Regions from separate parts of the Homo sapiens genome. Here region 1 is linked to region 2. The links are chromatin loops, found by intact Hi-C in ENCODE. Cell type or tissue: GM12878. All regions are shown on one strand.

The links. A loop is a pair of places that touch in the nucleus more often than their neighbours do. Peaks named below come from ENCODE experiments on the same cell type or tissue, not always from the same donor. Only the 100,000 strongest peaks of a DNase experiment are listed, where the experiment ranks them.
Region 1: it touches region 2 in a loop (2.0-fold over the local background); 3 of 110 quality-filtered maps call a loop at or near these places.

Annotation. Positions count from the first base shown.
Region 1 is chr20:48,486,922-48,491,921 of GRCh38, reverse strand. No RefSeq gene overlaps it. Among named protein-coding and RNA genes, the nearest start is that of LINC00494, 130 kb to the right of the region's middle. RefSeq lists enhancers at 1,066-1,751, 2,583-2,682, 3,083-3,212 and a silencer at 2,372-2,572. In GM12878, no CTCF peak of the experiment used is centred here; DNase peaks (open chromatin) are centred at 2,711 and 3,081.
Region 2 is chr20:48,356,997-48,361,996 of GRCh38, reverse strand. LINC00494 (long intergenic non-protein coding RNA 494) reads right to left here and starts at 2,086. Exons shown (of 5, transcript NR_026958.1): 1 at 1,847-2,086. In GM12878, no CTCF peak of the experiment used is centred here; DNase peaks (open chromatin) are centred at 1,556, 1,816 and 2,096; H3K4me3 peaks cover 927 bases; H3K27ac peaks cover 1,736 bases.

The sequences.
Region 1 (5,000 bases), 130 kb before region 2:
ACGTCAGGGATAAGGCTGTGGCTCTCTCATCCCACAGTCCATGCTGAGGGGTGGAGGGGAATTGAACTGCAGGACGAAGAAGTGATGAACATGCAAGAAATGAGACTGGGAAAGGGAGAGGCACAGAAGGCAAACAGAGGGAGAGGAAGGGACGTGGGGAGGGGTCTGTGACTGGGAGGGAGAGAAAGTGGGGGTCATTCCTGGAACTCCAGGAGCTGCTTTCCTGCATTGCTGAGTCAGTGCCACCTGGACTCAGAAACACTCATTGTGCATTCAGTGACCCTTTCAAGCTTAAGAGCTCTGTTAGGATCTGAAATGTGTCCAGTAGATCTTTAGAGCTATTCAATTTTCATCCCATGTGGGACCTGGACACCTGTGCATGCAAACTAACATGCTTACACATATACACACACAGATACACATGCCCACACACACTCATGCATCCATTTGCTCATCATACATATACACACATGCACATGTGTACAAACACATGCCCACGCACATATGTACACTCGTACATACACACACAGACACACTCATATGCACACACATAGACACACTTATATGTACACTCACACACATGCTCACTCCTACATGCACTCTCCCACACCCACACACGCCCACACACTCACAGACACAGTGAGTCAGGTGTATTTAATACGCAGTTCGTGCCTGTGCCTCCCTCTAAATCCCCATGTGACCTGCTCATCAGAGGAGGCCTGGAGTCCTGGGGGGAACCCTAGTGTCCCTCCACCTGATCTCTATGACAGCCCAGCCTGACGCCGGTTTGTGAGTGTGAAAGCTTCAGGGCCCACATGACCTCACACGTTAATTCATGCAGATCAGCTGTTCACTACTCAATGCTCCCATGTTATGTGAGGCAGCGAGGCACAAAATTGGCATCTCTTGTGGAGTATGTGTGTGTCTGTGTGTGTATGTGGTGAGCTTGGCACACAGGTAGGATGAGGTTTGGGGCAAAAGAGCATGAAAGATACAGCCAATAGTAATTGGATTACAGTTGTTGATTGCTTTCAAAGGACTTAACATAGAATATTCATCCCAAAGATATATTACATCTGGTGAATTCTAGAGCATCTCACAGATAGAATGGGGGTAAAAGGAGAAACAACACACTTGCAAATTTGATGAAATTTCCCACACGGTACTGAAATCACTGGTGGAATGGGGGATTGCAGTCCGGGTATGAGGCATTCGAGAGAATCTGAATGTGTCCCCCAAAGTGCTCCCCAGAGACTAGCACTGATCAGGCCGTGGAAAGCCCAAGGCCCCACACAACAGGTTCTGGGCTCTGCCTTCCTTGAACATGGCGGGTGGAGGGGCTGGGGAGAGAGGCAGAGGCTGAGAATGGCTGAAGACAAATGGTCGGATTCGGTTCTTTTATCCGTAGCAGGGACTCAAACCCAGGGTGTCCTGGCTGCTGGAAGGTTGAGCAATGCTGAGCTGTATTTCCACACATGGCTTCACTGGCTGAAGCAGGGCTGTCCTGTGGCTGAGAACCCCTCTTCCAGCCCTGCACAGGTCCCCTGATCCCCAGGCCTGCAGGCATTCACATACCCCCCTGCAAAGCCCCCAACCCTCCTTGGGCAAGGACAGGCACAGCTTCAGGACATCGTCCTCCTGCCCTATGTGGGCAGAGTTGAGCCCCCAGAGCTGAGAGGGAGGCTCCCCAATACCCATCTCCCCGATAATGGTCAGTGCTCCTCAAAGAGTCACTTCCAAAGAATGCCAGGTGGCAGGCACCAGGTTTTGGCATCTGATATGCTCCCATCCGCTCCCTGGGTCCAAAGCATTCATCCTTTGTAATCTCTGACAGGGAACAACTGGCTGCTGTCCTTTAATTAGCAGGGGACACACTAAGCTATGGTCTCCTGCAGGCTCCATAAACATCCATGAAATCAGCCTGGTGACTCCAAGCTCGGTGCAGACTGCAGGGACCCATAGTGGCCAAGGGGCCCCCACCCCCGGTCTGGCTCTCAGAACAGCCTCCAGGAGAAAATGCCAAGCCATCCGGACTCGTGGCAGCTGCTCAACCTGGCAAGTTCTTTCTTGCAAATTGAGATCCAGGCTGTGATCTGGGCTGGCTCTGCACATTCTGGTGCCTGTTATCTGCTGGTTGGAGCTGCCTGGACGCCTCTGAGGGCTGCTTGTGCGTGGGTGGGGGCTGCTTTTGAACACATGGCGGCCCCATCAGCCTCGCCTTCTCCACTTCTGGCCTTATTAAATGATGGTTATTGTAGGGAGGATGCAGGGCCAAGCATCCTCTTATGCAGCACCGTGAGATGCGGGGTGTCCAGTGTGCCAGGAGAAATTCAAGCCTCATTTCCCTCTGAGACACTGGGATGAGGCCACGTGCAGAGTCTCAGCGCCCGGATCGCAGGTGCGTTGTCTGAGTCTGTGCATGAGGTGCCAAGGCCTGGCCCTGGGCTGTGTGGGATGAGATTGAAGTGTGTCTGATGGGAGGGCCCAGGTCACACCCACTAGGGGCCAAGAGTACACAGATGTAGACGCCAGTGCCTGCCCAAGTCACCCAAAACGGAGAAAGGGAGGCTCTGGGAAGCCCTCGGGCCAGAGGCTGATGACGTGGCATCTTCGAGGGGACTGCCCGCTGCTCAGGGCAGAAGGGGACATCCTGATGCGGCACCTGTGATAGCCCCCCCACCGTTCCTGCCCCTCAGACCCACTGTCCCTGGAGACCTGCAGAGGGAATCCCCGCAGACGAGAAGGCATCTCTGTCACTTGCTTTGTCTCCCCTTGGTCACGGCAAACACATGCTCACAGCCCTCAGGTGACAAGCCTCTGTTTCTGCCCCCTTCTGATTCCTCTGCTCCACGGGTGTGGCCACTGCTCCTGGCTTGCAGTGTCTGTGCGGCTATGACAGCCCAGGTTCCTCTCAGGGCGGGTGTCCCTCCTGCAGAAAGCTCACCCTGTCTCCTGGGCCCCGGCCCTGCTCCTGAACAGAGGAGGGAAGGATTGGGGTGGTGGCTGATGAGTTCTCATGTGAAGGACTGGGGTGGTGGCTAATGGATTCTCATGTCACCTCTTTCCCATATTCCCCTGGGCTCTTCCTTCAGAGCCTCCACCCTGCACCCTGATGACTCACTGCGTCTCATGTAGGAAGTCCCCAATGACATCTCATGCCCTGTACACAGGTCCCTGCAGCCTGGGCCCCTCCCCAGCTCTGCTACCTCTGGCGGAAACCCCACTTTCACCCCTCCCTCCTTACATCTGGTGGGGATTGCAGGGGGCTTGTTGGAGGGAAGCTACATGTGAGACCCACATGATGCACCAACCCTCACTGTGCAGACCCCACCCCATCTATTTTCTTCTATCCCTTCTGCAGTCAACACAGCCCTGGCTGTGCATTTGGCCCTCTCTTCACGGGGCTGTGTCTGGGCAGATGGGGCTGGAAAACAACTCGCTGGGCCCAGCTGGGGTGTGTTGTGAATGTCACAGCCCGGCCTGTGCAACAGGAGGCTCCAGGATCCCTTTAGGGATAGGGCAGGGGGCGGGAGAGTGCAGGTTAAATGGGATGGGCAGGGGCAGGAAGGCAGCAGGGGTGATTAATTTTTCTCGAATCGTTGCCAGGCTACCTTTCAATTCCTTGTCTATGGCCCAGGCACAAAGAAAGCTGATGTTCTGCTGCCAACCTGGCTTGTCTTTTAATCATACCCTTTGCTTGTCAGTTTAGACACCTTGGTATACTCTCATTGCTTTTTAGCAATCTTTGCAACTTGCTGGACTTTTCCACCCAAATAGGAAGAGCAGATCATGTGTACTGTGTGTCAGGCACTGTGCTAAATGCATTAGCTATTTCAATCCTCACAATAGCCCTATGAGATGGGCACTATCATTATCCTTATTCTGTAGATGTGGAAATTAGCACAGAGAGGTTAATTAACTAGCCCAGAGTCACTCAGCTACTGAGTGGCAGAGCTGAGATTTGAACCTAGGCAGCCTGGCTTCAGGGCCTATGCTCTTAATCTCTCACTGTAGGGGCTCTTAAGTGAGTTTCCAGCTTCCATGGCTTCAGTTGAAGGGACTTCTCTGTGGAGGCAGGGCTAGGAGGAAGTTTATCCATGGGTCCTACAGCAGCCATCTAGAAGGATGGGATTGGTTGTGACTCAGACTCTACCCTTGCTTCTGCCTCTGCCGGGAGCTCTGTCCCCTGGCTCATCCCAGTATCTGCTCCTCCTCCCTCCTCAGGACTCAGGTACAGCATTGCAGAGGATGTTTGCTGAGCACTTGCTATCTGCCAGGCACTGTGCTAGGTGCAGGGGATCTTGCAACAAACAAAATTCCTGCTTTTATGAAGCAGACATTCAGTAAGTGGAGAAGGAGAAACAAATCAGTGAAAGGTACACATGTCAGCTGCTAATCCATGCTACAGGGAGACATTCAGCAGGCTTGGGGATAGGAAGCTCCAGGTATGTGGGAGGGTGTGTTAGCTTCCTGTGGTTGCTGTGACAAATCACCACCAACTTGATAGCTTCAAACAGCACAGATGGACTCTGTCCTAGCTCTGGAGGTCAGGAGTCTGCCGTCGGTTTTACTGGGCTAAGTCAAGGCGTCAGTAGGGCTGGCTCCTGCTAGAAGCGCTGAGGGCAGGATTCTTTGCGTTTTCAGTGTCTGTATTTTCTTTCTTTCTATTTCTTTCTTTCTTTCTTTCTTTTTTCTCTTTCTTTCTTTCTTTCTTTCTTTCTTTCTTTCTTTCTTTCTTTCTTTCTTTCTTTCTTTCTTTCTTTCTTTCTTTCCTTCTTTCTCCTCTCCTCTCCTTTCCTTTCCCTTCCTCCTGTCCTTCCTTCCTTCCTTCCTTCCTTCTTTTCTCTCTCTCTCTCTCTCTCCCCAACACCCCGCCCTGCCATCTTTCTTTGTCTCTTTCTTTTTTTTAGAGGCAGAATCTCACTCTATTGCCCAGGCTGCAGTGCAGTGGTCCAATCTTGGCTCACTGCAGCCTCTGCCTCCTGGGTTCAAGATATTCT
Region 2 (5,000 bases):
TGTAGCCTGAGTAACAGAGTGAGACCTTGTCTCAAAAAATACATTAAATTAACAAATAAACTGAAATTATAATGAGAGTGATTCAAATCTTTCGAAACTAAGGAAGTTCATGGCAGTGTTATTTATAATAACCAAACAAAACAAAACAAAACAAAAAAAACTGGCATCCAGCAATAGAGGACTACTGAAGGCAATTATCATATATCTATGTGATGGAATATTCTGAAGAGATTAAAATTTCTGTTTTGAAGCCTGCTTTATGACATAAAGAAATGTAAGCAACCAGCCTGACCAACATGGCGAAATTCCGTCTCTACCAGAAATACAAAAAATTAGCCGGGCGCCTATAATCCCAGCTACTCAGGGAGGCTGAGACGGGAATTGCTTGAACCTTGGAGGTGGAGGCTGCAGTGAGCCGAGATCGCGCCATTGCACTCCAGCCTGAGCAATAAGAGCGAAACTCTGAAAAAAAAAAAAGAAAGAAAAGAAAAATGAATAAATGTAGGTGATGTAATTTGATGTCAACTCAAGGCAGATTCTGAAGAGTACACGTTCAAACTAAATCCCAGTTTCATAAACCAAGTAGAGTTTTTTATTTTATTTTATTTATTTTTATTTTTATTTTTATTTTTTTTTGAGACGGAGTCTCACTCTGTTGCCCAGGCTGGAGTGCAGTGGTGCGATCTCAGCTCACTGCAAGCTCCGTCTCCCGGGTTCACGCCATTCTCCTGCCTCAGCCTCCCGAGTAGCTGGGACTACAGGCGCCTGCTTACCACACCCGGCTAATTTTTTGTATTTTTAGCAAGAGATGGGGTTTCACCATGTTAGCCAGGATGGTCTCGATCTCCTGACCTCATGATCCGTCCGCCTCAGCCTCCCAAAGTGCTGGGATTACAGGCGTGAGCCACCGCGCCCGGCCATAAACCAAGTAGAGTTCTTACATGTGCATTAAAAATGCTGGACGAAGTCGAATTTTATTTTTTGTCTATATTCTAGGAATAGTTTATAAACTTTCTATTACCTTTTACATCAGAAAATAAATAAACAGCCTTAAGAATAAAACTATAATAAAAGTATAGAGCAGCCTTGAGGTATGACGTGTAACTGTTTTACCATCTGGGACATTTTTAAGCTTCACAAACTCTCCCTTCTTTGTTGGGATGCCCCAGGGCAGGGACCCTGTCTCCTTTCGGTCTTGGTGGCGCCAGGAACACATCAGGGCTCAATAAATAATTGATAACAACAAAGACCCCCAAAGGAGTCCCTTCACTTTGGGTGGCCTGCTGAACTCCTCAAGGCTTTCTCTTAAGTGCATTTCATTTGTTTTGAATTTTTTTCAACTTAAATGGTTGAAAATCAAAGCCAGGAGAGAGCTGTTGGCTTGTGGAGAGCTGGAAAAGAGAAAAATAAAGAGTGAGTACAGTCCCTGCGGGGCCACAGCGTGGGGCCTGGACCTGGGCACCTGCAGCTTCTGAAAGTCCCTTCTCGGGAGACGGAAGGAGAGGCTTTCATTCACATCCTAAAGCGAGATGAAACCACTTTCTGGTTCCTTTTTTGAAAACGGGTGTTTTTGTACCCAGATGGGCTCTGAGGCATATGATCTAAGAGTCAAAAAAGATTGGATGGTGCATGAAAAAACACTGAAAATCCTTAGTATAAGAAAGGTGGACTTGGAGATTAGAGAGAACGGTCCCTGCATCGGAGTCACTTGCTAACAGGTGTGTACTGAGTACCCACCCCTGCCAGGCACTGCTCTGAGTGCCGGGACAGAGCAGGGAACAAAACACCCCCACCCCTCCCGCCCCCGCCCCCGCCCCCGCCCCGCCCCACCTCACGAGTTACTCACGAGTCTGGAGGACAAGCAGTAGCCATTGAACCTGCAACTGCATGATGTGCGGGAGGTGGGGGCTGTTCTAAAGGACGATAGAGGTGAAGGGCAAGGCCGTGTCAGGGGTCAGGAGGCCTCTCTGAGGAGGTGGGCAAGCCCTGGGAAGAGCACCCCAAGCAGAGGCACAGCAGGTGCACAGGCCCCGGGGTAGGAGAGACCTTGGTGATCCTGGGTGAGGAACAGCAGGGAGGTGGGTGTGGCTGGAGCCACGTGACCCAGGGGGAGGTGGGAGGAGATGAGGTCACAGGAGAGGGCGTGGAGTGAAGCAGTGAGGGGTGACCTGTGGCCTGTGGTCACTGTCTCCAGGTGAGCAGGCTCTGGTGGAGAGCCAGGGCTCTCAGGGGTGGTCCTAGGGGCAGCAGCATCAGCACCCCGGGGCCCTGCTGGGAAAGCCAGCTCTGGGCTCTGCTGAGACCTCCTGAATCAGAACCTCAGGGTGGGCCTGGCCATCGGAGTTTTAACAAGGCCTCCAAAACATTCTGACACTCACCAGAGTCTGAGAGACACAGCAGAGCTAGAATCTGGGCTCCAGTTTTCACCCAGGAGACAGGAGGATTCTGGGTGGAAGGGCAGGAGGGACTGGGGTCCCCCCTAGAAGGAGCGCCCCAGGAGGACGCCACACAGGTGGACATTCGCTCCTCCTGGGAATGGTCTCTAAGGGTTCCTTGGACAGGAAAGTGGCTCTCTGAGCTGCCTTAGCGTTGGAGATGCTGGGGTGAGTGCCCCAGGAGCAGGCCTGCACCTGTGACTGAGGGGCGGGGAATAAACACCCCAGCTTCCCCTGTGTCTGGGTGACTCTGAGGGGCGTCCCGTACACAGATCCCAGGCTGCTCAGCAGGATCGAGTTGGGAAGGGGGTGTCAGGACAGGAAGCAGCATGACTAGAGGTGGAAGAACCTTGGCATATGCAGGGCACTGTGTGTAATTCCATCGGGCTGCAGTGTAAGCTTGCAGAGAGGAGGAGGGAGAGTGGAGTGAGATGGAAAGTGACTGATGAAATGTATGTCTCCCCAGGAACGTCGGTCACGGATAAGCCCCCAGTGAAGGGACTTAGGAAGCCTCTCCCCCTTCGTGTTCTTTCCCCAGAGAGTCTTCCGAGATGGAAATGCTTGCAAGGAAGGAAGAGACACTTTCTATCTTCTGCCATCAGAAGCACAGAAGGGTGAAGCCAGGCACACCCAGAGAAGCATCTCATGTTGTGTGTGGCTGCTGCAGCGCTCTCTTGGGCCCTGGGGCAGGAGATGCTCAAAGGTCAACAGGACTTGGGAAGGCAGCTGTGAGTAAAGCCCCCAGTCCTGGTCCTGGACTCACTGCACCAGGGACCCCAAGGGGCTAAACATGACTGGATTGTAGCAAGCCATTTTCAACATGCAAAGAAGCAACCAGGAAGAATGTCTAATTACAGATGTGCTATTTCTCTCCTCTTTCTTCTTCAACTTTCTCATTACCCTCAGTGACATCACAGCAGCTTCCCCTTGTCCTGTGACAAACCCAGAGCAAGGTGCTTTGGGTGGTAGTCAGAGTGACATGGGAGACCCTGAGTTCCACGTGTCTAAGCCCATATTTCCCTCCTTCCTCCCTAGTTCAAGGAGGTAACCAGGCATGGCGACTCCTCCTGGCAGGCACGTTCACAGGACAGAGGCAGGAGCTACTTGAGAGAGATTTAGCTCATTGGAGCGAGGGGCGGGGCAGAGAGGGAAAGAGATGGAGGAGAAGTTTATTGAAGAATGGAAAGGTGCAATGTTCCCCAGGTCCTAGAGATGCGCTGCACTGCAGAGGGTGGCTGTGAGGTCCCACACCTGCAAGCGGGAGTCACTGGATTCTGCTGGTGGCTGACCTGCTGACCAGAGATGTGAGCCCAGTTTCCTCTTCTATAAAATCAGGCGTAGCCCAGTGGCTTTCAATCCTGGTTATATGTTAGTGACATCTGGGAAGGTTTAAAGATTCCTGATGGCCAAGCTGGACCCCAAATCTATCAGATCAGATCATCTGGGTAGAACACAGAAGCACCAGAGTCGATAATGTCCCTCAGGTGACTCAAATGTGCAGCCAACATGGAGACCACTGACCTAAGCTAAGTCCTGTTTATGAGAATGTTGAGACCATGAAATGCTTAGAGCAGGCAAGGCCCTAAGAAATCACCTGACCCAACTTCTGCCATTCACAGGGGAGGAAACTGGTTTTCAGAGAGGCCAAATCACTTGCCCAAGGACACACAGCACATGAGCGGCAGAGCCATTTCCAGTGTTCCCTCCACCTCTCAACGTCCGAATATGACTAATCTGAAGCTCTCAATTTCACAAGAGAGCTGGGCCTGAGAGACCCACATGGAATCCCTGATTTTCAGGATAGAATCCTAGGCCTCTTGGTGGTTCAGCAGGCCATCCTGTTGCAGTGACCCTGAGGTCCCTCCTTGGTGAAAAATTCCAGGAGGCTTGAAATGTTCTCCAAGGCATAGAAAAGGATGATATGCCTGGAAACTGGAAAAGACTGGGAAATAGATGACAATTTGGGTTTTGTGGCTTCTTTCCCAAAATAAACATGGCAGAATTGCTTCTCACTGAAAGGGCGTCTGGGTTTCATAAACAGACCATAAAGAGGCAATCGAAGACCCAGAACATCCCCAAATCAGCATCTGTCCCTGCGATCTGGCTCTACCTCCATCCTCCTCCATCTCTCTCTCACCCAGGCTCACAACACCAGGAAGTGCTCTTGCCTTTTGGAAGGAGGATGGTCTTCTCCCCAAGCACTTGTCTCTCGGCTCCTCCCACAGGTGGAGGAGGGTGAATCTGATTGATGGGAAGATGAGACTCTGGGTTCCATCCAGTGGGTGGGGCTACTATGCAAATGGTCAAAAGAGTTAGGATGCTTTTGGCAGCAAGTAACAGAATATGCAGCTAAAAGTGGCTTATAGTCTAATGACTCAAAGTGGGGTCCATGGACCAGCAACATCAGCATCAAGAGTTTGTTAGAAATTCAGAATCTTATATTTTACCTTAGATCTACAGAATAAGAATCTGCATTTTGCATAAGAGCCCCAGGTGATTCATGTCCACATTGAAGTTTCAGAAGCACCATCTTAAGTTAAGAAGATATTTATTAACTCACTTAAC